Linked DNA regions of Homo sapiens: region 1 is linked to region 2. The links are chromatin loops, found by intact Hi-C in ENCODE. Cell type or tissue: HepG2. All regions are shown on one strand. Links, peaks and the distances in the headings refer to the core of each region. The heading gives the core; the rest is flanking DNA. Region 1 overlaps LINC00907 (long intergenic non-protein coding RNA 907). Region 2 overlaps LINC00907 (long intergenic non-protein coding RNA 907).

Region 1 (15,746 bases), core at 6,512-11,511, 68 kb after region 2:
CCATTTAAAAGTGAAACTTAATTGACAGTAACAGTGGTTTAATGCTGAATAAGGTGCAGACTGAATAACATTCTGAGTCTTAGGGGATGGACATAGCTTGATGATTATTTTATCATGGAAAAACACATTTAACTAGAGAGATCACAATGACTTGGGGGACAATGATGTTACTTAGAAAATTGTACTGTAATTAAGGTGCTATTGATTCAAATTAATACTATGGCATTTCTAACAACAATGCTGGGAATCTAATACCAATGACAGCCAAAGTATTGTCTTTAAGTAGGTTGAAAATAAAGGTATTTCCATGTTAAATCTCATCTTAGAATGACTAATTGTTTTCTCAAAGAACTGTCACTTAAAATGTTGATATCTCTTTCAAATCAAAAGCCTGTTTCAGCCAAATGCACAGTCTTATTATCGAAAACTCAAAGCATCAGATTTCCCCTCTATATATTGATTTCTAAAATTACATTGCTTTTTAATATTTCTGCAACCTCATTATAGCAACAGAATAATTACTTCAAGACAATTATAAAAAACAACAAAAAGAGGCTAAGTCTGGGCATTTCCAATGTAGTAGTATTTCAATCACTCCTTGCTTCTATATGGGCAGTATATACTTTATTCACCAAATTTGTATAAAACTCTTACTATGTGCCAAACCTCGTCCAGGTTTTAAGGAAGCAGTGTTGAGAATGGAGCTTAGAGTGAACAGTAGGGAAGATAATTTAATCAAAATATCACAGTATTGAGTGTATAATCTCAAACAGAGATAAAGAAACAGGGCCCAGTGAGAGACTCTAATCTAGACTGATGTCTAATGAAGTGACATTTGAGCTGAGATCTGAGGAGCTGTGCTGGGTGGAGCATCGCATGTGAGAGCGTTCGACGAGGAGTGAACACAGGCAGAACCCTGAACTGGGAGGAACATAGGAGTTTCGGGAAACCAAAAGAAAGACCAGGGAGCCTGGAGGGAAGATAGTAAGGAAGAGAACAGAGTGAGAAGAGGCTGGAGTGGTCTCAGAGACCAGGAGTAGTCTCAGGAAGCAGATTAAACACGTTTTTAGTTCATTACAAAGAGACATCATGAAGAGGTCTTGTAAGCAGAAAGTTTACAAGATCATGGAGGCATTTTGAAAAGAACATCATGCTACAGTGTGGAAAACAAACTGGAGTGGATCAAGATGGCTTCAGGGACATCATCAGCGTGCTGTCACAGAGTCCAGAGAAGAAACGAGAACTTAGGAGACACAATGATCACAGGGGTTAGGAGTCCAGACTCTACAAACCTATGCTCAAATGTAGGTTTGGAATGCATTATCCACCAAAAAGAACAAGAACTATTGATTCCAAGGCTGGAGAAATACAAGACAAGCCTAGAACACCTTCAAAGTAAGAATGTGCTTGAAGAATGATGGAGTATTGACAAACACCTCATATGTAGGCATTAGCTTAAATGGGTACCCTCTGTCCAAATCTAGGACAAGTGAGCATCGATTTCTTTAAAACAATAGCAATGGATTATAATCCTTTAAATAATGTTTTATGAGTCTTTTTTTTTTTTTTTTTTTTTTGAGATGGAGTCTCATGCTGTCGCCCAGGCTATAGTTCAGTGGCATGGTCTCAGCTCACTGCAACCTCTGCTTCCTGGGTACAAGCGATTCTCCTGCCTCCACCTCCTGAGTAGCTGGGATTACAGTTCCATGCCATCACACCCAGCTAATTTTTGTAATTTTAGTAGAGACGGGATTTCACCATGTTGGTCAGGCTGGTCTTGAGCTCCTTACCTTGTGATCTACCCACCTCTGCCTCCTAAAGTGCTGGGATTACAGGCGTGAGCCACCGCACCTGGCCTGTGAGTCTATTATTAATATGAAGAAATAATGATAGAACAAAAGATGAAGGGAGGGAGGGATGGAGGGAAGAAAGAGGAAGGAAGGAAGGAAGGAAGGTAGGAAGGAAGGAAGGGACAGTTCTTCCTGGTGGATAATGTATTCCAAACCTATATTTGAGTGTTAGGTTTGTAGATTCTGGACAGAAGAAAGAAAGGAAGAAGGGAAGGAAAGAAAAAATGGAAGGAAGAAAGGCCAGAAGGAGGGAAGGGAGGAAAGTTCTTCTTTATAGTAGAATGACTAACTAGATGTAGAACCAATATTGGAATTAATAAAGTAATTCTTGACAACCACTATAATAATAATTGACTTAGGTAAGAATCACCAGTGGATGCTAAATGTAGTGGGTGAAACTTTTTTTAGTAGCTGGACATTTATATAGTCTCGAAGTATCTCCTGACAAGATACGTCTTAATCATAAAGGGAAAAAAAATGTAACTTTTTACAACGGAATCACTTAGAAGATACCACTTTGACTGAGTGACCGAAGCTAACATTAGCAGTAATTGGACAGAGCCAAATCACATGCCTCCCAGTGTGATGCACTGGGAAGAATACAAGGTCACTTCTCTGGTATTCTCGGCCAAAATGCATAGCCTGAGGATACAGCAAACAAATCCAAAATAAGGAACTTTCTACAAAATAACTGGCCAGTAGTTTTTAAGTTAATATCATGTAATTAAAAAGACTGTGGAACTGTTCCAAATTAAAAGAGACTAAGAAAACATGAGTATTAAATGTGATGTGTGATGCAGGATTTTCTTGGACTATAAAGAGAATTATTGAATATATAAATCTCAATAAAGTCTGTGGATTAGATTAGCTATTGCAACAATATTAATACCGTGATTTTAATTATATGATAGTTATGTAAGTGAAAACCTTATTCTTAGAAAATACACTGAAGTATTTAGGGGCAAAGAGGTATCTCACAACTACAAAATAGAGAGAGAACAAAATTGATAAAGCAAATATGGTGATATGTTAACATTTGGGAAATCTGGGTGAAAAGAGTATACAGGATTTTTTTCTTGCAACTTCTTTTTAAGTCTGAAATTAGGTAAAAATAAAAAGGTAAAAGAAAAAATAAAATAACAAAAGACAAAACAAAACAAAATGAGTGTGGGCTTGGAATGTATGTGTGAGCTGGAATCCTGACTCTCCTGCATACAAGCTGTAACATAGATCTTGGGCAAGTTGCTTCACCTGTCCAAGCTTCAAGTTCACAATTTATAAAATAGCAATATTAATAGAATTTCCCTCCCAGGGTTTTTATGAGAATTAAATAAGTTATTACATGTAAAATGCTCAATAAATTTATCACTGAGGTAGCGGCAATAGAGAGGAAAGTGGACAGACACTAAAGCACAGATGAGGCAGTAAGAAATTCTGGGCAGTAGCTCTTGTTGTCCCCAGGCCACTCAATTATATCACTAGAGCATTTTAACTAAGGCAACTCTCTTTGAAGGTTTCAAGTTTCAAACTAATATCCTTGTCCTTTCTCTGATCTCCCACACTGCCTCTCCAGAACTCCAACTTCCTGGTCCTCATTATGCTGATATACATCAGGTGATGACAGAAAAGCAATCTGATTAATAAAAATTAGAAAACAAAAATAAACACACCTAGACACAGGGATGATATTGTAAAAAGTAAAAAAAAAAAATGGTGCTGGACATTTTTAGTATTTGTAGATAATGAGACACCTAAAATTGATCACACTACTTTAGATATTGTGTGCCAAACAAATGCAGAGCACAGAAGAACTGGCATCTCACTTCCTGAGATATGAACACTCTATTTCTCTTTATGGGACCCAGGTTGCTGGGGGTAAAATAACAGTTTGAATGTCATGAAATTTACTCTCCCAAAATTGTATACAATTTAAACCAGTTCTCTCATTGCAGATAAATGTTTTGACATTAGTTCAAGAAAATTTTAAGACTGTTCATTCCCCAGAGCTGTTGTTGGAGAAGAACATTTTTCTGAGCTCTGAAATCATGCCCCTACTTTTCCCCATGCAAAAGGCCAACCCTGTTAAATAATTTCCCATTGTATAGGACAATCACTTTTTATAGTTCTCTTTCTTGGACTGTGCAGTAAAGCATGCAGCCTTATTCATCATGTCATGTTTCAAGGAAGAAATCAGAAATCTATCAGCCTTCAAGGCCTGAGTGATGGGAACAGGAACAAAAAACACCCCAAATTGGGGCTGGATAGGAGCAAAGTTGACAACAGCTCCCAAGAGGCCATTTGTTTTATTTATTTATCACCTGTCAGGGCCAGAAGGAAAAGGGAACCTAATAGGACACAGGACACAGCAGTGAATCCAAAACTTGCCCTTATTTAGAAAACATTCATGAGGAATACAAAGAGTCTGACTAGGGACAATAGGTGTTATCTATAGGATGACCATGTAAATTATCATTTAAACTGAAGACCTCTTGGAGAGTAAAGGGGTTACTATACCCCTTTACTGTTACAGTGCTAATAACCATACCAGCACAAGAGACATCCATCAGAACCGCCTTGGCAAATCAGGGTATATGATCACCATAGTGATGAAGTTGTTGGATAGAGATTTATTCTAATTTTACCAGGTAACTGTGCAGATTCCAACCTCTTTGTTTTAGAATATTAAACATGCAAAACAGAAATTTTAGAGTTCAAATAGTTCACAATGTCCATTTTTATAAGTGAAGCTGAAAGAGGTAGAGAAGTTTTATTAACAACTGTGGACGTGTAAAGTGGCAGAGATCAAAAGTCTTTTTTGGTATTGTTAGTTCAGCTGCGAGCCTGGGATTTATGTTTCCAAAACAGTGCATCTGATAAGAGAAGCCAGCGTAGCCTACACTCAGAAGGTTATGACATTTTCTGTATACTTATCACATTCAACTTTTTAAAAAATGGACTCAATTATCATATCCTGAGCTTACTGCTCACCTTCATTTGTCAGACCATGATGCATGAGTAGAAGTTACACTTATTGAAATGAAGACCCAAACCTAGAGCCCAAAGGCCATCCCACCCATGGGTACCCATGCTTGTGCATGAAGCAAGACAGATGGACTCCAACTCACAACATGACTGAAGCAAGTATACCAGGACCTACAGAGAAACTACATGCACATAGAATAGCTCTGGGGAGAAGCATGTGTCAGCATATTACAAATAGCAGTGGAGGAAGGCTTGAATGCATTCCTCAAGAACATCATCCTCAAGTTGGGTTCCAAGATGGCTGAATAGGAACAGCTCCGGTCTGCAGCTCCCAGCGTGATCAATGCAGAAGACGGGTGATTTCTGCATTTCCAACTGAGGTACCTGGTTCATCTCAATGGGACTGGTTGGACAGTGGGTGCAGCCCACAGAGGACAAGCCAAAGCAGGGCAGGATGTCACCTCACCTGGGAAGCATAAGGGGTCAGGGGATTTCCCTTTCCTAGCCAAGGGAAGCTGTAACAGACTGTACCTGGAAAAACGGGTCACGTCTGCCCAAATACCGTGCTTTTCCCAAGGTCTTAGCAACTGGCAGACAAGGAAATTCTCTCCCATGCCTGGCTCGGTGGGTCCCACACCCACAGAGCCTTGCTCACTGCTAGCGCAGCAGTCTGAGATTGAACTGCGAGGTGGCAGCCTGGCTGGGGGAGGGGCGTCCACCATTGCTGAGGCTTGAGTAGGTAGACAAAGGGCCAGGAAGCTCAAACTGGGCTGAGCCCACTGCAGCTCAGCAAGGCCTACTGCCTCTTTAGACTCCACCTCTGTGGGCAGGATATAGCTGAACAAAAGGCAACAAGCAACTTCTGCAGACTTAAAAGTCCATGTCTGACAGCTCTGAAGAGAGTAGTGGTTCTCCTAGCACAGCGTTTGAGCTCTGAGAACGGACAGACTGCCTCCTAAAGTGGGTCCCTGACCCCTGTATAGCCTAACTGGGAGACACCTCCAAGTAGGGGCCAGTAGACACCTCACACAGGCAGGTGATGCTCTGGGATGAAGCTTCCAGAGGAAGGATCAGGCAGCAATGTTTGCTGTTCTACAATATTGGCTGTTCTGCAGCCTCAGCTGGTGATACCCACACAAACAGGGTCTGGAATGGACCTCCAGCAAACTCCAACAGACCTGCAGCTGAGGGACCTGACTGTTAGAAGGAAAACTAACAAATGGAAAGGAATAGCATCAGGATATCTACACCAAAACCCCATCTGTAGGTCACTGACATCAAACACCAAAGGTAGATAAAACCACAAAGATGGGGAAAAACCAGAGCAGAAAAGCTGAAAATTCTAAAAACTAGAGCGCCTCTTCTCCTCCAAAGGATTGCAGCTCCTCACCAGCAAAGGATGGAGAATGACTTTGACGAGTTGACAGAAGTAGGCTTCAGAAGGTCGGGAATAACAAACTCCTCCGAGCTAAAGGAGCATATTCTCACCCATCACAAGGAAGCTAAAAACCTTGAAAAAAGGTTAGACGAATGGCTAACTAGAATAAACAGTGTAGAGAAGACCTTAAATGACCTGAAGGAGCTGAAAACCATGACACGAGACCTTCGTGATGCATGCACAAGCTTCAGTAGCTGAATCAATCAAGTGGAAGAAAGGGTATCAGTGATTGAAGATCAAATTAATGAAATAAAGTGAGAAGACAAGTTTAGAGAAAAAAGAGTAAAAACAAACAAACAAAGCCTCCAATAAATATGAGACTATGTGAAAAGACCAAATCTACATTTGATTAGTGTACCTGAAAGTGATGGGGAGAATGGAACCAAATTGGAAAACACTCTGCAAGATATCATCCAGGAGAACTTCCCCAACCTAGCAAGGCAGGCCAACATTCAAATTCAGGAAATACAGAAAACACCACAAAGATACTCCTTGAGAAGAGCAATCCCAAGACACATAATTGTCAGATTCACCAAGGTTGAAATGAAAGAAAAAATGTTAAGGGCAGCCAGAGAGAAAGGTCAGGTTACCCACAAAGGGAAGCCCATCAGACTAACAGCGGATCTGTTGACAGAAATCCTACAATCCAGAAGAGAGTGGGGACCAATATTCAACATTCTTAAAGAAAAGAATTTTCAATGCAGAATTTCATATCCAGCCAAACCAAGCTTTATAAATGAAGAAGAAATAAAATCCTTTACAGACAAGCAAATGCCAAGAGATTTTGTCACCACCGGGCCTGCCTTACAAGAGATCCTGAAGGAAGCACTAAACATGGAAAGAAACAACTGGTACCAGCCACTGCAAAAACATCCCAAACTGTAAAGACCATCAATGATATGAAGAAACTGCATCAATTAATGGGCAAAATAACTAGCTAGCATCATAATGACAGGATCAAATTCACACATAACAATATTAACCTTAAATGTAAATGGGCTAAATGCCCTAATTAAAAGACACAGACTGGCAAATTGGATAAAGTGTCAAGACCCATCATTGTGCTGTATTCAGGAGACTCATCTCATATGCAGAGACACACATAGGCTCAAAATAAAGGGATGGAGGAAGATCTACCAAGCAAATGGGAAGCAAAAAAAAGCAGGGGTTGCAATCCTAGTCTCTGATAAAACAGACTTTAAACCAACAAAGATCAAGAAAGACAAGGGATCAATTCAACAAGAAGAGTTAACTATCCCAAATATATATGCACCTAATACATGAGCACCCAGATTCCTAAAGAAAGTCCTTAGAGACCTACAAAGAGACTTAGACTCCCACACAATGATAATGGGAGATTTTTAATACCCTACTGTCAATATTAGACAGATCAACAAGGCAGAAGGTTAACAAGGATACCCAGGAATTGAACTCAGCTCTGCACCAAGCAGACTGATAGTCATCTACAGAACTTTCCACCCCACATGAACAGAATATACATTCTTCTTAGCACTACATTGCACTTATTCTAAAATTGACCACATACTTGGAAGTAAAGCACCCCTCAGCAAATATAAAAGAACAGAAATCACAACAAATTGTCTTTCAGACCACAGTGCAATCAAAATAGAACTCATTCAAAACTGTACAACTACATGGAAACTGAACAACCTGCTCCTGAATGACTGCTGGGTAAATAATGAAATGAAAGCCAAAATAAAGATGTTCTTTGAAACCAATGAGAACAAAGACACACTGTACCAGAATCTCTGGGACATGTTTAAAGCAGTGTGTAGAAGGAAATTTACAGCCTAAATGCCCACAAGAGAAAGCAGGGAAGATCTAAAATCGACACCCTAAGATCACAATTAAAAGAACCAGAGAGGCAAGAGCAAACAAATTCAAAAGCTAGCAGAAGGCAAGAAATAACTAAAATCAGAGCAGAACTGAAGGAGATAGAGACATAAAAACCCCTTTAAAAACTCAATGAATCCAGCAGCTGGTTTTTTTGAAAGGATCAACAAAATTGATAGACCATTAGCAAAACTAATAAAGAAGAAAAGAGAGAAGAATCAAATAGACGTAATAAAAAATGATAAAGGGGATATCACCACCGATCCCACAGAAATACAAACTACCATCAGAGAATACTATAAACACCTCTATGCAAATAAACTAGAAAATCTAGAAGAAATGGATAAATTCCTCGACACATACACCCTCCCAAGACTAAACCAGGAAGAAGTTGAATCTCTGAATAGACCAATAACAGGCTCTGAAATTGAGGCAATAATTAATAGCTTACCAACCAAATAAATTCCAGGACCAGATGGATTCACAGCCGAATTCTACCAGAGGTACAAGGAAGAGCTGGTACCATTCCTTCTGAAACTATTCCAATCAATAGAAAAAGAAGGAATCTTCCCTAACTCATTTTATGAGGCCAGCATCATCCTGATACCAAAGCCTGGCAGAGACACACAAAAAAAGAGAATTTTAGACCAATATCCCTGACAAACGTTGATGCGAAAATCCTCAATAAAATACTGGCAAACCGAATCCAGCAGCACATCAAAAAGCTTATCCACCACGATCGAGTTGGCTTCATGCCTAGGATGCAAGGCTGGTTCAACATATGCAAATCAATAAACACAATCCATCACATAAACAGAACCAATGACAAAAAACACATGATTAACTCAATAGATAGAGAAAAAGCCTTCATCAAAATTCAATAGCACTTCATGCTAAAAACTCTCAATAAACTAGGTATTGATGGAACGTATCTCAAAATAATAAGAGCTATTTATGACAAACTCACAGCCAATATCATATTGAAAGGGGAAAAGTTGAAAGCATTCCCCCTAAGAAATGGAACAAGACAAGGGATGTCCACTCTCACCACTCCTATGAAACATAGTACTGGAAGTCCTAGCCAGAGAAATCAGGCAAAAGAAAGAAATAAATCCTTCCAGAAAGGAAAAGAGGAAGTCAAATGATCTTTGCTCACTGATGACATGATCCTATGCCTAGAAAATCCTAAAGATTCTCACAAAAGACACCTACCCTGATAAATGGCTTTAATGAAGTTTCAAGATACAAAATCAGTGCAAAAAACAAGTTGCATTTTTATACACCAACAACTACAGCTGAGAACCAAATCAAGAACTCAATCCCCTCCCAAAAAAATACTTAGGAATATATCTAACCAAGGATATGAAAGACTTCTATAAGAAGAACTACAAAACATTGATGACAGAAATTGTAAATGATACAAACAAAAGAAAAAAATATCCTATGCTTATAGATAGAAAGAATCAATGTCATTAAAATGACTATACTGCCCAAAGCAATCTAAGATTCATGCAATTCCTATCAAATTAGCAATGTCATTTTTCACACAATTAGAAAACGCTATTCTAAAATTCATATGGCACCAAAAGAGAACCTGAATAGCCAAAGCAATTAATATGGTTTGGCTGTGTCCACACCCAAATCTCATCTTGAATTATAATGCCCATAATCCCCACATGTTGTGGGAAGGACCCAGTGGGAGGTAATTAAATCATGGGGGCAGTTTCCCCCATGCTGTTCTTGTGATAGTGAATGAGTTCTCACCAGATCTGATGGTTTTATAAGTGTTCTGCATTTCCCCTGTTGGTACTCATCCTCTCTTCTGCTGCCCTGTGAAGAGGCACCTTCCACCATGATTATAACTTTCCTGAGGCCTCCCCAGCCATGTAGAACTCTGAGTCAATTAAACCTCTGTTCTTTGTAAATTATCCAGTCTCTGGTATTTCTTTATAGCAATATGAGAATGGACTAATACAGCAATCTTAAACAAAAAGAATACAGCCAAAGACATCATATTGCTCAACTTCAAACTACACTGCAAGGCTATAGTAACCAAAACAGCATAGTACTGGTACAAAAATGGACATACAGATCAATGGAACAGAATAGAGAACTGAGAAACAAAGCCATGCATCTAAAACCAACTGGTCTTCAACAATGTCTACACGAATAGACCAAGGGGAAAAGACACCTTATTCAATAAATGTTGCTGGGAAAACTGGCTGGCCATATGCCTAAGAATGAAACTGAGCCCCTATCTACCTCTAACCATATACAAAAATTGACTCAAGATGGATTAAAGACTTAAAAGTAAGGCCTCAAACTATAAAAATTCTAGAAGAAAATCTAGGAAAAACTCTTCTGGACATTGGCCTACGCAAATAATTTGTGACTAAGGCCTCAAAAGCAAATGCAAGAAAAACCAAAATAGACAAATAGGATTTAATTAAAGAGCTGGTATGCAACAAAAGAAACAATCAATAAAGAGACAACCTATATAATGGAAGAAAATGTTCACAAACTATGCATCTGACAAAGGACTCATACAGAATCTCTAAGAAATTTAAACAAATAAATAAGCAAAAACCAAATAACCCCACTAAAAAGTGGGCAAAAGATGTGAACAGACACTTCTCAAAAGAAGACTTACAAACACCAACAAACATATGAAAAAGGGCTCATAATTACTAATCATCAGAGAAATGGAAATTAAAACCACAGTGAGATACCACCTCACACCAGTCAGAATGGCTACTAGCAAAAAGTAAAAAACACAACAGATGTTGGCGAGGATGCATGTAAAAAGAAACACTTATACACTGTGGATGGGAATGTAAACTATTTATAGTTCAATCCCTATGGAAAACAGCATGGAGGTTTCTCAAAGAACTTAGAATAGAACAACTATTCAACCCAGCAATCCCACTACTGGGTATCTACCTAAAGGAAAAGAAATGATTGTCATCAAAAAGACTCCTGCACTCATATGTTTATTGTAGAACTATTCACAACAGCAGAGACATGGTATCAACCTAGGTGCCCATCAGCAGTGAATTAGGCAAAGAATATGTGGTATATATACACCATGGAATACTACACATCCATAAAAATGAAGGAAATCGTATCTTTTGCAGCTACATGGATGGAGTTGGAGGCCATTATCCTAAGTTAAATAACTTAGATACAGAAGATCAAATACTGCATGTTCTCATTTATAAGTGGGAGCTAAACAATGGATACATATGGACATAAAGATGGGAATAAGTACTGGAGATTCCAAAAGTAGGGAGGGAGAGAGTGGAGTGAGGGTTGAAAAACTATCTATCTATTGCATACTGTGTTCACTATTTGGGTGATGGGTTCACCAGAAACCCAAACCCCAGCATCACACATTACACCCAGGTAACAAACCTGCAAAATCCGCATATGTACCCTCTGAGTCTATAATAAAAAATAAAGTGCCTAACATTTTTATGGGGATTAAATGACATAATACATGTATAATATTAGAAAGTGTCTAGGATTTAACAAATGTTAACTGCTATAATAATTACATAGCTCCAAACCATCTTTTAAGGCCTGGCTCATATTGTACCCACTATATCTATTGTACTCAAGCTGAGTATATATAATAAATACTTGAAGAATCTGTTTAAAGGGCAGATTTTCATTCCCTGTCCCAGAGACTAATTGAGTAGTCCTGGATGAGAATGCCAGGAATCCATGAATATATATTCATGCTACCATGTATAAAGTATTCTTATGCAAGTAGCCTACAGGTCTCACTTTGAAAGCCACTCTAATTACCCTTTGTCCACCTACCAGCTTTGCTGTTCTGAATTCATATAGCAGTTACAAATTGGCAGTTATTATCCTGTTCTCTGTTTAAGTTTTATTATTAAGATTACAAATTACTCAAAATCAGAGATTATATTTTCCTCAGTTTGGTATCCTCCAAAGCCAAGAGTATGGTACCTTTTATACATCAATGTAAGATATAAATTAGTTTTTTGATGGATTGATCATTGAATCTTCCAGCCTCCAATGCGAAATCCAGGTCTTCTAATTGAATTTAATTTTAAACAACTAGCAACAGACTCTGCTCTTCAACATGGTCTCAGGACTTTACTTGAAGTGATCTAAAAATACAGTTATTCAACATGCTACATGTACATTTTGATTTCCATGAGGACATCTTGACTTAAATTATAGTTTGTGTTACACTTCAAATATTCTACAAACAATTTATTAAGGCCTTGAGCAGTAATACAGCACTCTCAAAATCATTTAGATAAGTTTGGTATACTCCAAAGAAACAGTAACTTGAACATAACCTTGGATAAACATGGTTATAATAACCCAAGTACCATATTCTTTTATATTATATTGGGTTAATAATATAAAGTCCTGGACTCTTCATAATGGGGAAAAGAAAATATGTTGAAATTCTTCCAAACCCATTCGCAAACACAAATCAGATGATTAAGTTCAGACTAGTTCAGCAGCCGCACAATAGAATCATGTGTAACTTTATAAAAATCCTGATGCCCAGACTATATCTTAGACCAATGAAATTAGAATCTCTAAGGGTTTGACTGAAGTATCAGTGTCTGTAAAACTTCTCAGGTGAGTGTAATGTACAGCAAGATTGAGGACCACTGGGCTGGCTTCATAAGAATCTAACAAGCATAGTAAGCACTAAGCTTACCAAGCACTTAGTAATCACTTAGTAAGAGATTTTTTTAAATAGAGATATTTTTAAATGCTTTTTCAATTCTGATCTACAGTGAGCTGTAAAAACCATCCGTCTAACCACAGTCCCCATTTTGTAAATTAGAATTAGGGACAAAGAGAGATTGTTTCAAATCTCATTAGTGAGAAAGCATGCCAAGAGATACTATTTCCTGATGTTCATTACCACAACATCTAGTGTAAATGACATATGTGGTTCTTTCCTAATAGTAAGTTTGGATAATCAGAACTCAAATTCACTGGAGTATTGAAGCAGAGGAGGAAAGATCTTCAAGGAATCAAAAAGAGTAAATAAGTAACCTGATACTAACCAAATTCAGCAGTGTTACGCAAGCTTCATTGAATAAATATACTTAAAGTACTGATATGATTTGGATCTGTGTCCCTACCCAAATCTCTTGTTGAAATGTAATCCACAGTGCTGGAAGTGGGGTCTGGTGGGAGGTGCTTGGATCATGGGAGCAGTTTCTCATGTTTTAACATCATTCCCCTCATGCTGTTCTCATGGTAGACTTCTCACAAGATCTGGTTGTTTAAAAGTATGTGTGTAGTGCCTGCCCCTCTTTCTGTTCTTTCTGCTCTTGCCATGTGAAGTACTGACTCCCGCTTTTCCTTCTTCCCTCATGATTATAAGTTTCCTGAGGCCTCCCCAGAAGCCGAGCTGATGCTGCCATGCTTCCTGTACAGCCTGCGAAAACATGAGCCAATTAAGCCTCTTTTCCTTATAAATTACTCAGTCCTAGGTATTTCTTTGGAGCAGTGCAAAAACAGACTAATACAAGCACCGAGAACTGTACCTGGCATATACAAAGAGCTACGTATTTGTTACATGGAATAAATATGTGAAGACTGTCCCTACCTGAATGTGCACTCCTCTAGGGAGAATACCTGACAAGCCCCATCACTCCAAGGACCTTACTCTAGTTATGCTTTAAACAATACATTTTTCAGCTTGAAATTCACATTTTAAAGTATATAGCACACTCAAAATGTACATAATTGAAATCATAATTTCAAGCAGGGGTCAGCACACCACTGCCCAGGGACCAAATTCAGCCCAATCTGTATTTTTGTAAATAAAATTGTATTGGATCACAGTCACACTCGTTCATTTACATATTGTTTGCTTCCACACTATAAGCAAAGGTAAGTAATTGAGAAATGGGTTACATGGCCTACAAAGCCTAAAATGTTTACTATCTGCCTCTTTACAGGCCTAGTTTGTCCACCTTTGATCTCGATAATTCCATTTAATAAAAGAAAGTCTTCTCTTCTGTTGTCAAGACAACAAGAACGAAAGTATTTGTATTTAGCCTCATTTTTTTTACCCTTCCCATAGTTACCCACCTCATTCTGGAGTTTTGTACTTGTAAAGTCAGATATAACCTAACATAAGAATAACTTAAGATATGCTACCATAGGAGCGAATTATAATGGCAAAAATCACAGACTGTTAAATTTCTTATAAGACTCATGAGCAAACTATGACATATCCAATGGTTGAAATTTATGAAATCACTAAAAATAATATTTCCTTAAGGTTAAAATAACATGAGAATATCCTTATATTACACTGTCAAATGAAAAAGTCAGGACTCAAAACTTATAAAGTATAATTACAACTACATAAAACAAACTACACATTTTCACAGGAAATCTCTCAAGAAAAACATTCAAATGTGCTAGCTTTGAGTGATAGACAATCAACTTTTTTCTCTACTTTTTATGTGGTAAACTCTATAATAAGCAGGCATTACTTTTATAATAAAAATAACCTTGATTTTTAAAATATGGAATATGTGGAATATGAATTGTTTGTATTTAAGTCTGAGACTGACAATTTCTCACACACATGTGTTATATGTGGCACGTGATATTTGAGTGTCTCAAACAAAAGCAGTATTATGCATGTACAACTCTTTGATGTTTACAAAGGTTTTTCAGAAACAATATCTTATTCAGTTCTCACTACTTCAAAAAAAAAATTAGAAAGCAGCAACTGACAAAACTAGAATACCAAGTCAGACCTTCTGGCAAAAGTAGAGCACTTGAAAATTAATCACACTTACTCTATTGGTACTAACTTGTACCCTCCTCCCTCAACACCAAGCAACACCTAGAGTTTAGTTGATGAGTATTTTTCTATTTTTTTATGAAATCCCAGGAATTCACAATATGATGTAGAGGGCATTTGGAGTCATTTAAGTCCCGTTTGCTCATAGTTCTGTCATGACGCAAGCTGTATTAAAACCCCCAAAATATGTGTATAACAGCTTTCCCAATCACAGTATAACCCTGCAAAGGCCCAGTATCAGTGGAAATCACAGTTAAGGCAAGCTGGTGCAGATCTAAAAGGAAGAAGTCGAGGCAAAACTAATGTAAGTAGAGAGTTTATTTGGGCCTAGCTTGAGGATTGCAATGTGGATATATAGATTCAAGTTTCCCTGAATATACACTGCAATTAGTAACAATTACAAGTGGACTTTTAAAGGGAAAGAAGAGGCAGTTCCTAAGTTGTTTACCAATAATTCACATTAATATAACATAAACTACTGATTGACTATACATTGTTAAGCTATAGGGTGTGAGTTAGAATGTCTAATGTGGCCTTATTAGGTTAATTTATAACCACTTGTGGATAAAGAAAATGTGGTATATATGTATAACACCATGGAACACTAATCAGCCATAAAAAGAATGAAATGATGGCATTTGCAGCAACCTGGATGGAGTTGGAGACCATTATTCTGAGTGAAGTAATTCAGGAATGGAAAACCAAATATCATATATTCTCACTTATAAGTGGAAGCTAAGCTATGAGAACACAAAGGCATAAAAACGATATAATGAACTTTGGGAACTCAGGGGTG
Region 2 (15,746 bases), core at 4,658-9,657:
TTGCTTTCAATAAGTATGTATGTATACATTATTTGTAGAATTTTTAAATGTACATATATGAAAAAAACTCTTTACCACAATCTTTATCTTTCTTATACTCTGTTACTCTCTTTACCTATATCTTGACATTATTGAGAATTTCTGGGGTTTGACACTTTTTTATCGCCTCATGTCTTTCTTTCTTGGACTCTCTTAGTTACCATTTTCTGATCACTGCAACAATCTTACCATAATTTTTAAATTTTTGCCCCAGTTTTCCTTTATTACATCTACCCAGTATTATTCCACCTCAAGGTAGAGTCAACCATCCACTTTATCTACATTCAAGCTAATACCACCACATTTCTCTGGTTTACTTCCTACATAGATGCCTCCTCTAAATGCATTACAGGTTATTTTTCTCTACCTGTGCCTATAATGTTAGGGTTTCTCAGGGTTTTGCATGAAGACTTCTTTCGTCATTCTTCATGCTCTTCATAGTAGATTTAATTTAATTTTGAGGCTTTAAAAAAAACCCTAAAAAACTAAAGCTTAGTAATAATTCCTAGTCTTTACTTCATCTCATGCCTCTCTACTTTGTTCCAAACTCATATGTCAAGGTGACAAGTTGTGATTCTCATGAGTTCCTCAAACTCAATATGTTCAAGATCACATCCTTCTTTCTTTACTTGGATACTTGTTACAACTATCTCGAGGAATGAACCCATCATGCCACAACCTGTGTTTTTGATTTGAATTATTATTCTTTCCTGGTCTTTATATTCATTCGTTCACCTAGTCTACTAATTCTACCCCCTAAATAATTCTCAAAATTCTTGTTTCAAGCCATCATCATCACCTGCCTAGATATTGCAATGGTCTCTTGTCTAGTCTTTCTAACTTCTGCTTTTTTCCCTCTAGTTCATTTCTCATAAAGCCTAACTGACCTTCCTGAGATGCAAATCTCATCATGTCACTTCTCTGATGAAAACGATTTAATGATTTCCCCAACAAAAACAAGTTCAAAATTCTTTATAGGACTAACAACACCCTTCACAAGGCACTACGGGCTATCTCTTCAGTTCATGTACATTTGATTCACCCTTTGCTATCCACGATGAATCCATAATGAGTCCTTCAAAATTTTGTGTTTTCTTTTCCACCTCCATGGCTTTACCAACTCTGGCCTTCTCCCTGGCCTGCTCTTCCACCATTCTGCATTGAGCAAATTTCTATCCTCCATTCTAATACCAAATTAGAGGTAATTTCTCCCTCTAGATCCCAAAGGACATTTATATATTATTTTACCATGATTTTTGTCACTCTGTATTTTAACCGATTCATTTGTCTGTTTCATCTACTGAAGTATGAGCAAATTCCTGGGGAGTCAGGACAAGGTAATTTATTATAATATACAGGGTTTGATACATGGTGGGAATATGGTATCACGCAAATGCCAATGGCTCCTGAACCTATTGCTTCAACTGCGTTCTCTACTTTAGTCTTAATGCCCATGACTTATACTGTCTACTGAACTTTCCCACCTCAGTAATATAAGTTTATATAACTGCATGTGATAAGAGTTTAACACATCTAAAATATATACTCCTTATGACCCAACCTTTTCAAATAACCTGCTCTGCCTCCCAAAATCCAATTTTTGCTGAATTTCCCCAACATCCCCCCAACACCATCCTTCTCGTGGGCCCCTCAGCCTTTATCTTGTTCTTCTCAGGTCCAGGTTAGTCTATTTTTTTCTATTGAGAATTTCAGTAATGCATCCTTTTTTCTTCTCTCTGTACTTTCTTGGTTATCATTGCAACTTTGCAACAACTCTCTTGGAGAATGTAAACATAATCTCCTTTAATAACTAAATTTGTACAATTTTCTTCTGGCTATTGGTACTAAATTCAATTACAATATTCATTACCAAGATCACTTTTTAAGATAATGTAGATATTTTGAGTTATGATCCTCTTGGTTCACATTGGGAAAAGGCTGTTATCCTGATGTTCTTAAATAGGCCATTTTTCTTATTTCTCATGATGTGATTAAATAAAGATTTATCAACATCAATCAATTAATGTAACTGGACAAGGAGTAAGAATAGATACCTATCACATAATACCACTGTCTGCAGGGGTTAGCAGTCAATTGGCCACGGCAACAACCCCTAAAAACCAGTTAGCAGAGTAATCTTCCAATAGAATTGTTCCGATGGGAATGTAGTTGTTTCCTTGCACTCTGCTAATTAGTGACCCTGTATTTAATAATTTTAGAATACAAAATATAAATCTAAGTAAAAATTCTATCAATGCATTTTCTTGAAAAAATTTATGTGTTCAGAATGTTGGAAAAAAACACATTGTTTTCAAGCCCCTCCCTGAATATCTTTTTTAAAATATAAAATGTTGTGGAGACAGTGTTGATTAGATGCCAAGATTCTTAATTTTTGTCCTAATTGTTGCTAATTCTCTGTGTGATTTTGGAACTGTTACTTCTAACATTTACTTTTTGTTTCTTCTTTAAAATGAGAGGTTTGTATAAACTAAACATATCTTTAATATCTTATTTTATTTAGTATTTGTATTTAGTATCCCGCACTCATTTTCATTACTGGCTCTACAAATATACTGAGAGTTAATTTTGACAAACTTCAGTCAAGTCAACCAAGTAATTAATCAATCAGGGGCTGGCACCTTGACTTAGTTTACTGTAATTAGAGTCAGCTTGTTAAGATGTACCAGTATTTAAATAATATTCAAAAATTGTTTAATATGAACATGAAAGAAAGGACTCATTATTCTCATCAAAAGCATGTTCACACCTCAAGTAAATGTTTTCATTTTCATTGAGCACAGAATAGTATTCAGTCCTTAGCCTCACATTGGACAGTAATCAGATACATTTGTTATTAGTATTTTATGAATTAGTATTGTGAGAATAAAAGTTTTGCTTTATAAATTACTGTCCTGTCATGTCACTAGTTGACCTATATTATTACAAAACCACTGTCAATTATTACAAAAGAATTATGAGAAGATTATAAAACAGGATATGGCCAAACATAGTACTAGCTTTTAAAAAATGAGGAGAAGTAAATTAATGTTTATTGAACATATGCAATGGATCAAACCTTTTACATGTATTATCTCAATTAAATATAAGTCTTCTAAAAAGCATGACTTTATAGAGGAAATGAAAGATAGAATGACTTGAAATAGAGGTTATGACTTGTACAAGTGGAAGATACAAAATTTAAGACAAGTTCTGCCTAAATTGCAAAGCCACATATTCTTTAAAAGCAAAAAACTGATAGTAAAATAAAAAGTAAATGATAGTAAATTGAAAAGAGGCCTGGAGGCCTAGGAGGTTCTATATTCTATTGAACAGAGAGTTTAATATTAATTTCTGTCAAATTTTCAAAAAGTATTATTTTATGACATTTATGTCGTTTTTGATGTGTCTGTTGCAATGGCAAAACTGATGTATTGATTTATTATATTCTGATGTCAGAAAAACAAGCCCCTCATGACATATTTTTTGACAAGATGAAAAATCATAAATAGATGGATAATATCTGATTAAACAATTGTACACCCCAAAATGTTAATTGATGGATGTGTCATATAGTAGTTTATAAATCTGATTTAATAAGTACACACATGCACACAAACACACACACACACATACACTTACTATGGGAATGTGATCTGAATGCTCAGTATGTAGGTTATCAACTGTTCCTGTTTTCCTGGGAATGGAAAGCATTTCCAGGACAAGGTGTTTCCAGTTCTAAAATGGGAAAATAAAGATTTTCCATTTTTATAGACAAACAGGAACAAGTTGGCCACCTGATATAGTTTGAATTTGTGCTCCTGCCCAAATCGCATTTGGAATTGTAATCCTCAATATTGGAGGAGGGGGCTCATGGGAGGTAATTGGATCATGGGGGCAGATATCCTCCTTGCTGTTCTCATGATAGTGAGTGAGTTCTCACAAGATTTTGTTGCTTAAAAGTGTGTGGCACCTCTCCCCTCTCTCTCTTCCTCCTTCTCTGGCCATGTAAGACATGCTTACTTCCCCTTCACCTTCTGCCATGATTGTAAATTTCCTGAGGCCTCCCAAGCTGTGCTTCCTATACAGCCTGCAGAACTGTGAGTCAATTAAACCTCTTTTCTTTATAAATTACTCATTCTCAGGTATCTTTATAGCAATGTGAGAACTGACTAATACAGAAAATTTGTATTGGAAAGTGGGGCATTGCTATAAAGATAACTGTAAATGTGAAAGCAACTTTGGAACTGGGTAATGGGTAGAGGTTTGAACAGTTAGGAGGGCTCAGAAGAAGACAAGAATATGAGGGTAAGTTTGGAACTTCCTAGAGACTTGTTAAATTGTTGTGACCAAAGTGCGATAGTGACATGGACATTGAAGTCCAGGCTGAGGTGTTCTCAGATGGATATAAGGAACTTATTGGGAACTGGAGTAAAAGAAACTTTTGCTAAGCTTTAGCAAAGAGACTGGTGGCACTCTGTTCCTGCTCAAGAGATCTGTGGAACTTTGAACTTGAGAGTGGTGATTTAGGGTAGCAGGTAGAAAAAAATTTCTAAACAGCAAGCATTCAAGATTTGGCCTGATTCCTTCATGTATGGTCATATATATGAGCAAAGAGATTATCTAAAACTGGAATTTATATTTCAAAGGGAAGCAGGGAATAAAAGCTTAGGAAATTTTTAGTCTGACCATGTAGATTTCCTCTCCCCATTTTTGGGAGAGGAATTCAAATCACTTCAGAAATTTGCATAAGTAAAGGGGAGCTGAATGTTAATAGCCAAGAAAATGGGGAAAATGCCTTGAAAGCATTTCAGAGAACTTTGTGGCAGCTCCTCCCATCACAGGCCTGGAGGCCTAGGAGGGAAGAATGGTTTCCAGGACCAGGCCTATAGCCCTGCTGCCCTATGCAACTTCAGGACACTGGTCTCTGTAGCCCAGCTGCTCCAACTCTAGCTGTGACTAAAAGGGCCCCAGATATGCCTCAGGCTTCTTCTCCAGAGGGTGCAAACCATAAGCCTAGGCAGCCTTCATGTGGTGTTAAGCCTGTGAGCAGGCAGAAGGCAAAAGTTGATGCTTGGGAGCTTCCACTTAGATTTCAAATGATGAAAGGAAAAACTTGGATGTCCATGCAGAAGTCTGCGGCAGGGATGGAGCCCTCATGGAGAACCTCTACTAGGGCAGTGTGAAGGAAAAATGTAGGGTTGAAGCCCCAACACAAAGTCCCCACTAGAGAATTGCCTAGTGGAGCTGTGAGAAGAGGGTCACCATCCTCCAGACCCCAAAATGATAGATCTACCTACAGCTTGCACCATGTACCTGGAAAAGCCACAGGCACTAAATGCCAGCCTTTTAAAGCAGCTGCAGGGGCTGTACCCTGCAGAGCCACAGGGACAGAGCTGCAAAAGTCCTTGAGAGCCCACCCCTTGCAACAGTGTGACATGGGTGTGAGACATGGAGTCAAATGAGATTATTTTGGATCTTTAGTATTTAATGACTGCCTTGCTTGGTTCCAGACTTGCATGGGGTTTGTAGCCCTTTGTTTTGGCCTACTTCTGCCTTTTGGAATGGGAGTATTTAGCCAATCCCCATATCTTCATTGTATCTTGGAAGTATTAACTTGTTTTTGGTTTTTACAGTCTCACAGGCAGAAGGGACTTGCCTTGTCTCAGATGAGAATTTGGACTGTGGACTTCTGTGTTAATACTGATAATGAGATGAGTTAAGACTTGGGGGACTGTTGAGAATAGTTGATTGCATTTTGCAATGTGAGAAGGGCATGAGATTTGGGAACAGGCAGGGTTGCAAATATACGGTTTGAATTTGTGTCCCTAGTCAAATCTCATGTCAAATTGTGATCCCCGGTGTTGAAGAGGGGGTGTGGTGGGAGGTAATGTAGATCACAAGGGTGGACTTCTCCCTTGCTGTTCTCATGATAGTGAGTGAGTTCTCACACAATCTGTTTGCTTAAAAGTGTATGGAACCTCTCCCCTCCCTTTCTTCCTCCTTCTCTGGCCATATAAGACATGCCTGCTTCCCCTTCAACTTCTGCCATGATTGTAAGTTTCCTGAGCCCTTCCAAGCTTGCTTCCTATATAGCCTGCAGAACTGTGAATCAATTAAACCTTTTTAAAATATGAACTATCTAGTTTCAGGTAGTTCTTTATAGCAATGCAAGAATAAACTAACATACCACCCTATCAGGATAACACATATAGACTCTCCTTATTTATGCCCTGATATTTTAGCCCATTTTCCATGGAAATAACCATGATTCCAAGCCAAAGAGATAATGGAAAGGCATTAAGTTAATAATTAGGACTGGAGACACAAAGTTTATCTAGACTATGTTATCCTGGACTGACACATGCAATCTTATTCCTCTAATTTCTCCCTAAATGCTCTCTTGCCTGACTCTTGTGCTAACACGAACCAAGTAGCCATCATTTCCAAACTGTACCTTCCTCCCCTAGCTGCCTAAATTCCAGCCATGAGTATTCTTCATCACTTCCTTTCCATTGTTTGGCAATTACAGGAGCATCAATGTTATTGCCCTAGCTGACCACTGAATGAATGGTCATCAAGAATGTTAGCCTCATTCCTGAACAAACCAAATAATAAAAACTAACTGAGGTTTAAAAGGTCAAAGCTAAAATCAACATGTTACCTCACCAGCTAAGTATCTTGTGTTCTTTTTTGCCTGCTGACCACAAAGAGTCATCTGTGACAGGCAGAAAATGCAAGAGAATATTTCAGGCATAGTAAGCAGGCACTCATGGGTTAGAACTGTACAATGATGAACTCAATATTCCTGCCAAAATACAGACTTTTGGTTAAAGGCAATAAATCACTTTTGTTTATGTAAAAATTGGTTGAACTTAAAAAAAAACATAAAGAAGAATAGGTTATGTTTTATTATTCACAGCCATCCAGAAGTGAGGACTGGGCTTATATTTTTAATACACTCTCTGTGGACCTTAAATAGACATAAAAGTAAACTAGGGTATACAGTGAGTCCTCCTATAACATTGTCAATAGGTTTTTGAAAAGTTTGACTTCAAGTGAAACAATGTACTGCATTAAAGAAATAATTTTACCATAGGCTAATTGATATAAATAAGAGTTAAGTTTCTATAACATACAGTATATCCAAAAACCTATAGGCAAGTTTAAATAAGGACATACTGTATTCCCTAGTGATGTGTTACAGGGTTCAGTATTCAGTTTGACTTCTTTTTTAAATGTTTTATTTTTAAAAAATTGTAGGTGACACGATAATTGCACATACTTATGGGTACATTGTGATTTTGCTTGACTTAATGTAGTGTGGTGGTGGTGATGGTGGTGGTGGTTTCTGCTTATTCAAATGATCTTTCCAATTTTGATTGAGAGGATTTTGAGAAGCAAAACTAAAAGAGATAATGAAAGGTTGAAGTCAGCACTAACAACTGCCAATTGGCAAAATTTGGCCAGTTGTTAAGGCACTGGTAGGTTGAATTCAACATTGGTTAGAGTATTTATACCAACGAAATTGTCAAACACGGTTATCAGTGGGGATTTTTTTCTCTTTTTATTTATTTATTTTTCTTTTCTGGAGAGCCAGTTGTTAAACATCTACCAACAAACAACTGGACAAAATCTCCCCTAAAACTTGCAATCCAGATCACTGTAAATTATGATAAGCAGCAGAGGAAAAGCACCTCACCTATATCCATTTTCTCATTCACGGTTTCAGGGGATAATCTTTACCACCTAGAACTCTAGATTAATTCAGGTAATAAAAACAAGCCTTCATAAAGAACTTGGCTCTCAGGGAGCTGAGGAACAACAAAAAAGAGTTAACGTGAAGTGTGAAATGGTTATGAATACTGAGCCCCATTTATTTTAGCTGAAAGCACATAATTTATTAAGAATGAACAAAAAGGGAAAAGTCATCACTTTTCCTCCAGTTAATAATGCCCTATGCTTCCTCCATCTCCAAATGCTTTGTTCAGTGACATTCAGATGATATTAAAAAAAAAATCCTGATCCAGCTATTCTATCCAGAGTCTTGTTAAAAGCTTAAGAATCTTTTCTTAGATTAAACCTAACTTCAAAAGCATCAGTTATGGTCTCTGTTTGTCACTGTGAGAGGGATTTAAGCACTGCAGAACTAAGATCTTAGAGTGAAGGTTCTCTTTTACTTCCCAAAACACATTTTTTTCAGGACAACCCCATGGAGAAGCAGCCCATAAAGAAGCATTAAGAAGAGTGGCTTTTGCATTTTGTACATATGTTATGGATCTCAACATTCCAGGATGAGTTTGTGTGGTATTCTTCTCATCAATCTGGGGGATTTGTCACAAAATACCAACATGTAGCTCATTTATTTCTCATTTTCTTTTTATTTATAGTTCTGGGTGGTAGTTTCTTACTGTGGGGATTTGCATTCTCTGGCATTGGTCAAGGTCAAAGTACAGAGCCTTTATGTGCATTCTAAGCCCTTTCAAATATGTGTTCACCCCCCAGTGTGATGCATTAAAAAAAGATACCTTGTTCAGAATCGACCCACAAGCTCCTGCATTTTGTTTGTCTTCTATTAAAGACTAAGCAGCTACATTTCATTTCAAATTCCACATAAATGCTTTCAGAATAGCTTAAATCTGGAGCTGTCTGAAAACAGGAAAGATATTAGATGACCTCTCAGAATCCTTCCTTGTTCCTCAGTTTTCAGCATTGCAATGGCTTCCTATTGTGTGTGCACATAGCTGTTCTAACCCAGTACTGAAGGCTGCAGGCTCTCTGGCCTGCACTCAATTCCTTTCTCCATATCTATGTACCAGGTACTTTTCTATCCCTACCTCCTGTCTCCAGACCTAAACTTTTCCTCAATAAAGTTGCTGATAAACTGTGTGTGTGTGTGTGTGTGTGTGTGTGTGTGTGTGTGTGGCATGCATATGTGGGAGAGATTGTGAACATATTCATCTTCACAATATCCAATTAAGGTGGTATAAAGGTCTATTGAGGGTCAGGATAATGCCATAAAATGGATTTCAGAGATTAACATTGTTAAATTCTTTGCAAATTCCTTGGGTCAAAAACAGGTAATTTACTGAGCATCTTTAGGCCTGCTGCCCTATATGTAAAACTGAGAAAATACCACTTCATAGGTTTGTTCTGAGAATTAAATTATAAAATGTATATACCCATAAAGCACTTGCTCTGGTATATAGGAACTCTGCCCCCAATCCCCACAAATGCAAATAATATTTTGGGTGTTGCTGAATTACCTGTGCCTTGAAAGGATCAGCTCGCTATAAGAAAGCAGGATATTAAATTCAGACACAGCCTCCACTAACCTCAACCACAAAGACAAAGAAGCAGCCTGAGGCATACAAGATCAAGGAATGAGGCCCAGATGCTCAGAGCAAATAATTATGAAAGAATTGGAGGTCAAAATGAAAAACTAGCCCTATGCTCCCTGGCTGATCCCTGATTTTCTTCTCTTTACTCATTTCACTTTTCCTAGCTGTACAACATACCTTAATGCCCTTAGGGCTAGCAAATCAACATAACCAAAATATTTGCAGGCATATAATAATTCCTTCGTTCTTCATTCTTAGATTTGAGCACAGATTCAACACACTGATCCAATAAAAGTTTTTCAGAAAAAAAGAAAGATACTTTCTACATTAGATTTAATTATTAATTACAGGACACCTTAATTTCAGAGATACACAATTGTAGAAAACAAGTGCGCTTTTCAGGATCAAGGAACTATGGTAGTCAATTGAAAATTAGTTTCCGGACTGTGAGAACCACTCTTCTCACCAATTCGCTCTCTCCTTTACAATTTTCTGATGGTATTTAGATTGGTTTATAAAAATCCTGTATGTCAGATAGGCCAGACAATGTGTCCAGAAAGTGAGCTAAGACACAGATCAGAAGTTCAGTTAAGGAAGTGAGAGAACAAAGACTCAGAGCCAAGTAAGATTTGGACTCCTAAAATCGATGCATGTAGACAGCCAAGTGACATGAGAACCAACGATGGGACTTTTTTAGTTCCTATATTTGAGCCAAAGATCTTTCCACAACATTCTAGAACAATATCAGTGCATGGAGTATGAATCATCTGATAGAGGAGACAGTAGTGTGATGGGTTGGCTAGTGGAACAGCTAGGTTTAGAGTAAGGGCAGAGGTCTAGAAGAATTAATCATGTCATGTTACTTTAGCACTGGTGATGTGATCAGGGTTAAGCCTCGAACTCCTAGGAATTTTAGAATCACAATTTGAGAATGCCTTGGTACCCAGGCATGGGGCAGCCAAATCTATGAACTTGCAGGACAGAGACTCAGCTGACTCATTAGGATAGTGGATATCACAGTTATAATTGTGAAGGGACAGAATAATGGCTTCTGTGGGAGGCTAAGTTTGCCTCCCCACCCCCATGGCCACTCCTTTCCCTTGCCCTCTCAGAGGAACAGCTACCTCACCCATAAGCATCTCAACAGCTATCTTCTCCCTACATATATCACTGCATAGCTATATTCTGAATGTTTCTAAATTCAATTGTGAATCTAGAAGTCCAGCTGAATCTCTGTAGAGAGCCAAGCAACCTCTGACACTGGAGTAAAAGAGAACCTCACTCTCAGGTTGGAGGGTCCTTCTGTCCCATTGACAAGTCTTCATGAGTTCCCCTCATGTGAGACATGGTTCCTTGCATCATGGGGGTATGAGATACAAGCAAATGGCTCAGAGTAGCATGGGAACACTGGGACCTGAATTTTATCCATATCCAGGATGTTATGAGAACCCTATTATGAAATATAGGAAGGACAATAAAATTGATTTCAGTTAATGAATATATAGATGTCTTGTGTTCTTTTTCATTAACTCTAAAAACGATGTCCCCACACATTTAAAGCGGTGTGTAGAGGGACATTTATAGCACTAAATGTCCACAAGAGAAAGCAGGAAATATCTAAAATTAACACCCTAACATCACAATTAAAAGAACTAGAGAAGCAAGAGCAAACACATTCAAAAGCTAGCAGAAGGCAAGAAATAACTAACATCAGAGCAGAAATGAAGGAGATAGAGACACAAAAAAACCCTTCAAAAAATCAGTGAATCCAGGAGCTGGTTTTTGAAAAGATCAACAAAACTGATAGACCACTAGCAAGACTAATAAAGAAGAAAAGAGAGAAGAATCAAATAGATGCAATAAAAAATGATAAAGGGGATATCACCACTGATCCCACAGAAATACAAACTACCATCAGAGAATACTATAAACACCTCTATGCAAATAAACTAGAAAATCTAGAAGAAATGGATAAATTCCTCGACACATGCACCCTCCCAAGACTAAACCAGGAGGAAGCTGAATCTCTGAATAGACCAATAACAGGCTCTGAAATTGAGGCAATAATTAATAGCTTATCAACCAAAAAAGTCCAGGACCAGATGGATTCACAACCAAATTCTACCAGAGGTACAAGGAGGAGCTGGTACCATTCCTTCTGAAACTATTCCAATCAATAGAAAGAGAAGGAATCCTCTCTAACTCATTTTATGAGGCCAGCATCATCCTGATACCAAAGCCGGGCAGAGACACAACCAAAAAAGAGAACTTTAGACCAATATCCCTGATGAACATCGATGCAAAAGTCCTCAATAAAATACTGGCAAACCGAATCCAGCAGCACATCAAAAAGCTCATCCACCATGATCAAGTGGGCTTCATCCCTGGGATGCAAGGCTGGTTCAACATACCCAAATCAATAAACGTAATCCAGCATATAAACAGAACCAAAGACAAAAACCACATGATTATCTCAATAGATGCAGAAAAGGCCTTTGACAAAATTCAACAGCCTTTATGCTAAAAACTCTCAATAAATTAGGTATTGATGGGATGTATCTCAAAATAACAAGAGCTATTTATGACAAACCCACAGCCAATATCATACTGAATGGGCAAAAACTGGAAGCATTCCCTTTGAAAACTGGCACAAGACAGGGATGCCCTCTCTCACCACTCCTCTTCAACATAGTGTTGGAAGTTCTGGCCAGGGCAATCAGGCAGGAGAAAGTAATAAAGGGTATTCAATTAGGAAAAGAGGAAGCCGAATTGTCCCTGCTTGCAGATGATATGATTGTACATCTAGAAAATCCCATCGTCTCAGCCCAAAATCTCCTTAAACTGATAAGCAACTTCAGCAAAGTCTCAGGATACAAAATCAATGTGCAAAAATCACAAGTGTTCTTATACACCAGTAACAGACAGAGAGCCAAATCATGAGTGAACTCCCATTCACAATTGCTTCAAAGAGAATAAAATACCTAGGAATCCAACTTACAAGGGATGTGAAGGACTTCCTCAAGGAGAAATACAAACCACTGCTCAACGAAATAAAAGAGGATATAAACAAATGGAAGAACATTCCATGCTCATGGATAGGAAGAATCAATCTTGTGAAAATGGCCATACTGTCCAAGGTAATTTATAGATTCAATGCCATCACCATCAAGCTACCAATGACTTCCTTCACAGAATTAGAAAAAAACTGCTTTAAAGTTCATATGGGACCAATAAAGAGCCTGCATTGTCAAGATAATCCTAAGCCAAAAGAACAAAGCTGGAGGCATCATGCTACCTGACTTCAAACTATACTAAGAGGTTACAGTAACCAAAACAGCATGGTTCTGGTAGCAAAACAGAGACACAGACTAATGGAACAGAACAGACCCCTCAGATACAATACCACACATCTACAACCATCTAATCTTTGACAAACCTGACAAAAACAAGAAATGGGGAAAGGATTCCCTATTTAATAAATGGTGCTGGGAAAACTGGCTAGCCATATGTAGAAAGCTGAAACTGGATCCTTTCCTTACAACTTATACAAAAATTAATTCCAGATGGATTAAAGACTTACATGTTAGACCTAAAACCACAAAAACCCTAGAAGAAAACCTAGGCAATACCATTCAGGACATAGGCATGGGCAAGGACTTCATGTCTAAAACACCAAAAGCAATGGCAACAGAAGCCAAAATTGACAAATGGGATCTAATTAAACGAAAGAGCTTCTGCGCAGCAAAAGAAACTACCACCAGAGTGAACAGGCAACCTACAGATTGGGAGAAAATGTTTGCAATCTACTCATCTGACAAAGGGCTAATATCCAGAATCTACGAAGAACTCAAACAAATTTACAAGAAAAAAACAAACAACCCCATCAACAAGTGGGCGAAGGATATGAACAGACACTTCTCAAAAGAAGTCATTTATGCAGCCAACAGACACATGAAAAAGTGCTCATCATCACTGGCCATCAGAGAAATGCAAATCAAAACCACAGTGAGGTACCATCTCACACCAGTTAGAATGGCGATAACTAAAAAGTCAGGAAACAACAGGTGCTGGAGAGGATGTGGAGAAATAGGAACACTTTTATACTGTTGGTGGGACTGTAAACTAGTTCAACCATTGTGGAAGACAGTGTGGCGACTCCTCAGGGATCTAGAACTAGAAATACCATTTGACCCAGCCATCCCATTACTGGGTATATACCCAAAGAATTATAAATCATGCTGCTATAAAGACACATGCACATGTATGTTTATTGCAGCACTATTCATAATGACGAAGACTTGGAACCAACCCAAATGTCCAACAATGATAGACCGGATTAAGAAAATGTGACACATATACACCATGGAATACTATGCAGCCATAAAAAAGGATGAGATCATGTCCTTTGTAGGGACATGGATGAAGCTGGAAACCATCATTCTCAGCAAATTATTGCAAGGACAAATAACCAAACACCGCATGTTCTCACTCGTAGGTGGGAATTGAATAATGAGAACACTTGGGCACAGGAAGGGGAACATCACACACCAGGGCCTATTGTGGGGTGGGGGGAGGGGGGAGGGATAGCATTAGGAGATATACATAATGTAAATGAAGAATTAATGGGTGCAGCACACCAACATGGCCCATGTATACATATGTAAAAAACCTGCATGTTGTGCACGTGTACCCTAGAACTCAAAGTATAATAAAAAAATACATTAAAAATTATAAAACTAATGCAGGAACAGAAAATCAAATACCAGTTGTTCTCACTTATAGGTGCGAGCTGAACAATGAGAACACATGGACACAGGGAGGGAACCAACACACAATGGTGCCCATGGTGATGAGGGCTGGGGAGGGAGAGCATCAGGAAAAATCGCTAATGCATGCTGGGCTTAATACCGAAGTGATGGGCTGATAGGTGCAGCAAACCACCATGGCACACCTTTACCTGTGTAACAAATCTGAACATCCCACACGTGTATCCCGGAACTTTAAAGATTTTAAAAATTAAAATAAAAATTATAAAACTAAAAATAAATAAATAAAAATAAAAATGATGTCCCCAGAACTAGATTTCTACATTTTTAAATTTAATAAGTCAAATACAGTCTCAAAACTTAAACACAAAAGAATGCTTTCTATAAAGGTACATCTATGAACATGCTCGAGAAAAACGATGTATGAAAATATAGCATAATACATGTCACAGTAGAAACATGCATGGGGTACAGTAGAAGCCCAGAGAAAGAGGGTAAAGTCAAACCAGGCAACAGGATGAGAAACAGGGAATACTTCACAAGGTGAGTAAGCTCCGAGCCCTGTCTTGAGAGATGACTAGAAATTAGCCATAGTAAGATTCTAGGCAGAGGAAACAGCATAAGAAAAACAAGAGAATATGTAGAAGTGTGCGTGTGTGTGTGTGTGTGTGTGTGTGTGTGTGTGTGTGTGTGTTTACATGCCTGGGAATCCCAGCTCTCACCCTCCTTCTGAAGTTAGTGCAACCAGTCATGTACACTGCCCTGATGTGCATAACTTTAAACTCAACATGTTCTCTGTACCAGGGGTTTTGCACTCTATGCCTAGTCTCCAGCAATAGAATCAAAAGTCTTTGTTCTCTAACAAGGGAATCTCGGATACCCATATCAGGTAGAGGTCATATATGTTTAGTGGAGAATTACAATAGTCCTTATAAAGATACCTCCTCTATAAACAAGAAGGCCCTGCCTTTGTTTTGGCAATATTGCAAGCTTCCAAGATGGCACACAGCTAGGAGGCTGCTTCCTGCCACAGAGAGAGCATCCAGTACTCACCAACCATGTGGCTTCTCTCCTGCCCTGGCCAGGCTCCAGGCTATTTCCCTCTGTGAGACATGCTGCTCATGACATAACTGGGTCATGCTACAACCACAATGTGATGCTTCTGGGGAACAAGCCAATTTCCTGCCTTCCCTAGCCCATTCGCTGCTCAATGGGTCAGTCAGCGGTATGGAAAGTGGCAAGAAGCACACCCAAGCAACAATGATGGTAAGGGATACCGGGGCAAACCCCGATTTCAATCCCTCTCAGATGTCCATGGCCCTCAGGACCAAAAGGTAATTAATTATCATTGGCCATTTTTTTTTCTCATGAAATAATATTACCCTCCAAGTTGTTTTGCAAGGAAACAGTTACAACCTGGGTTAGTAGCAACACAGGACAGAACACAGCCCTCTACATTGGAGATCAGAGTTCTTGTACTTCAGGAGAGCTGAAGCACTAGAATTGTGCTTCGCTTCGGAGAAGCCACAATTATCTGCCGCTGTGGCTCTTCCTCAGGCGAATAACGATGCCTGTTCTTCCTAGGCTGCAGGGACTACTACTA

The links. Hi-C counts contacts between places; a loop is a spot of excess contacts. Peaks named below come from ENCODE experiments on the same cell type or tissue, not always from the same donor. Only the 100,000 strongest peaks of a DNase experiment are listed, where the experiment ranks them.
Region 1: a loop joins it to region 2, with 3.0 times the contacts of the local background. A loop is called at or near these places in 2 of 110 quality-filtered maps.

What each region holds. Positions count from the first base shown.
Region 1 is chr18:42,371,261-42,387,006 of GRCh38, reverse strand. The region is part of intron 4 of LINC00907 (long intergenic non-protein coding RNA 907); the gene reads right to left. Among named protein-coding and RNA genes, the nearest start is that of LINC00907, 190 kb to the right of the region's middle. In HepG2, for the core only: no CTCF peak of the experiment used is centred there; no DNase peak of the experiment used is centred there.
Region 2 is chr18:42,437,320-42,453,065 of GRCh38, reverse strand. All of the region lies in intron 4 of LINC00907 (long intergenic non-protein coding RNA 907), which reads right to left. Among named protein-coding and RNA genes, the nearest start is that of LINC00907, 260 kb to the right of the region's middle. In HepG2, for the core only: no CTCF peak of the experiment used is centred there; DNase peaks (open chromatin) are centred at 6,645 and 8,525.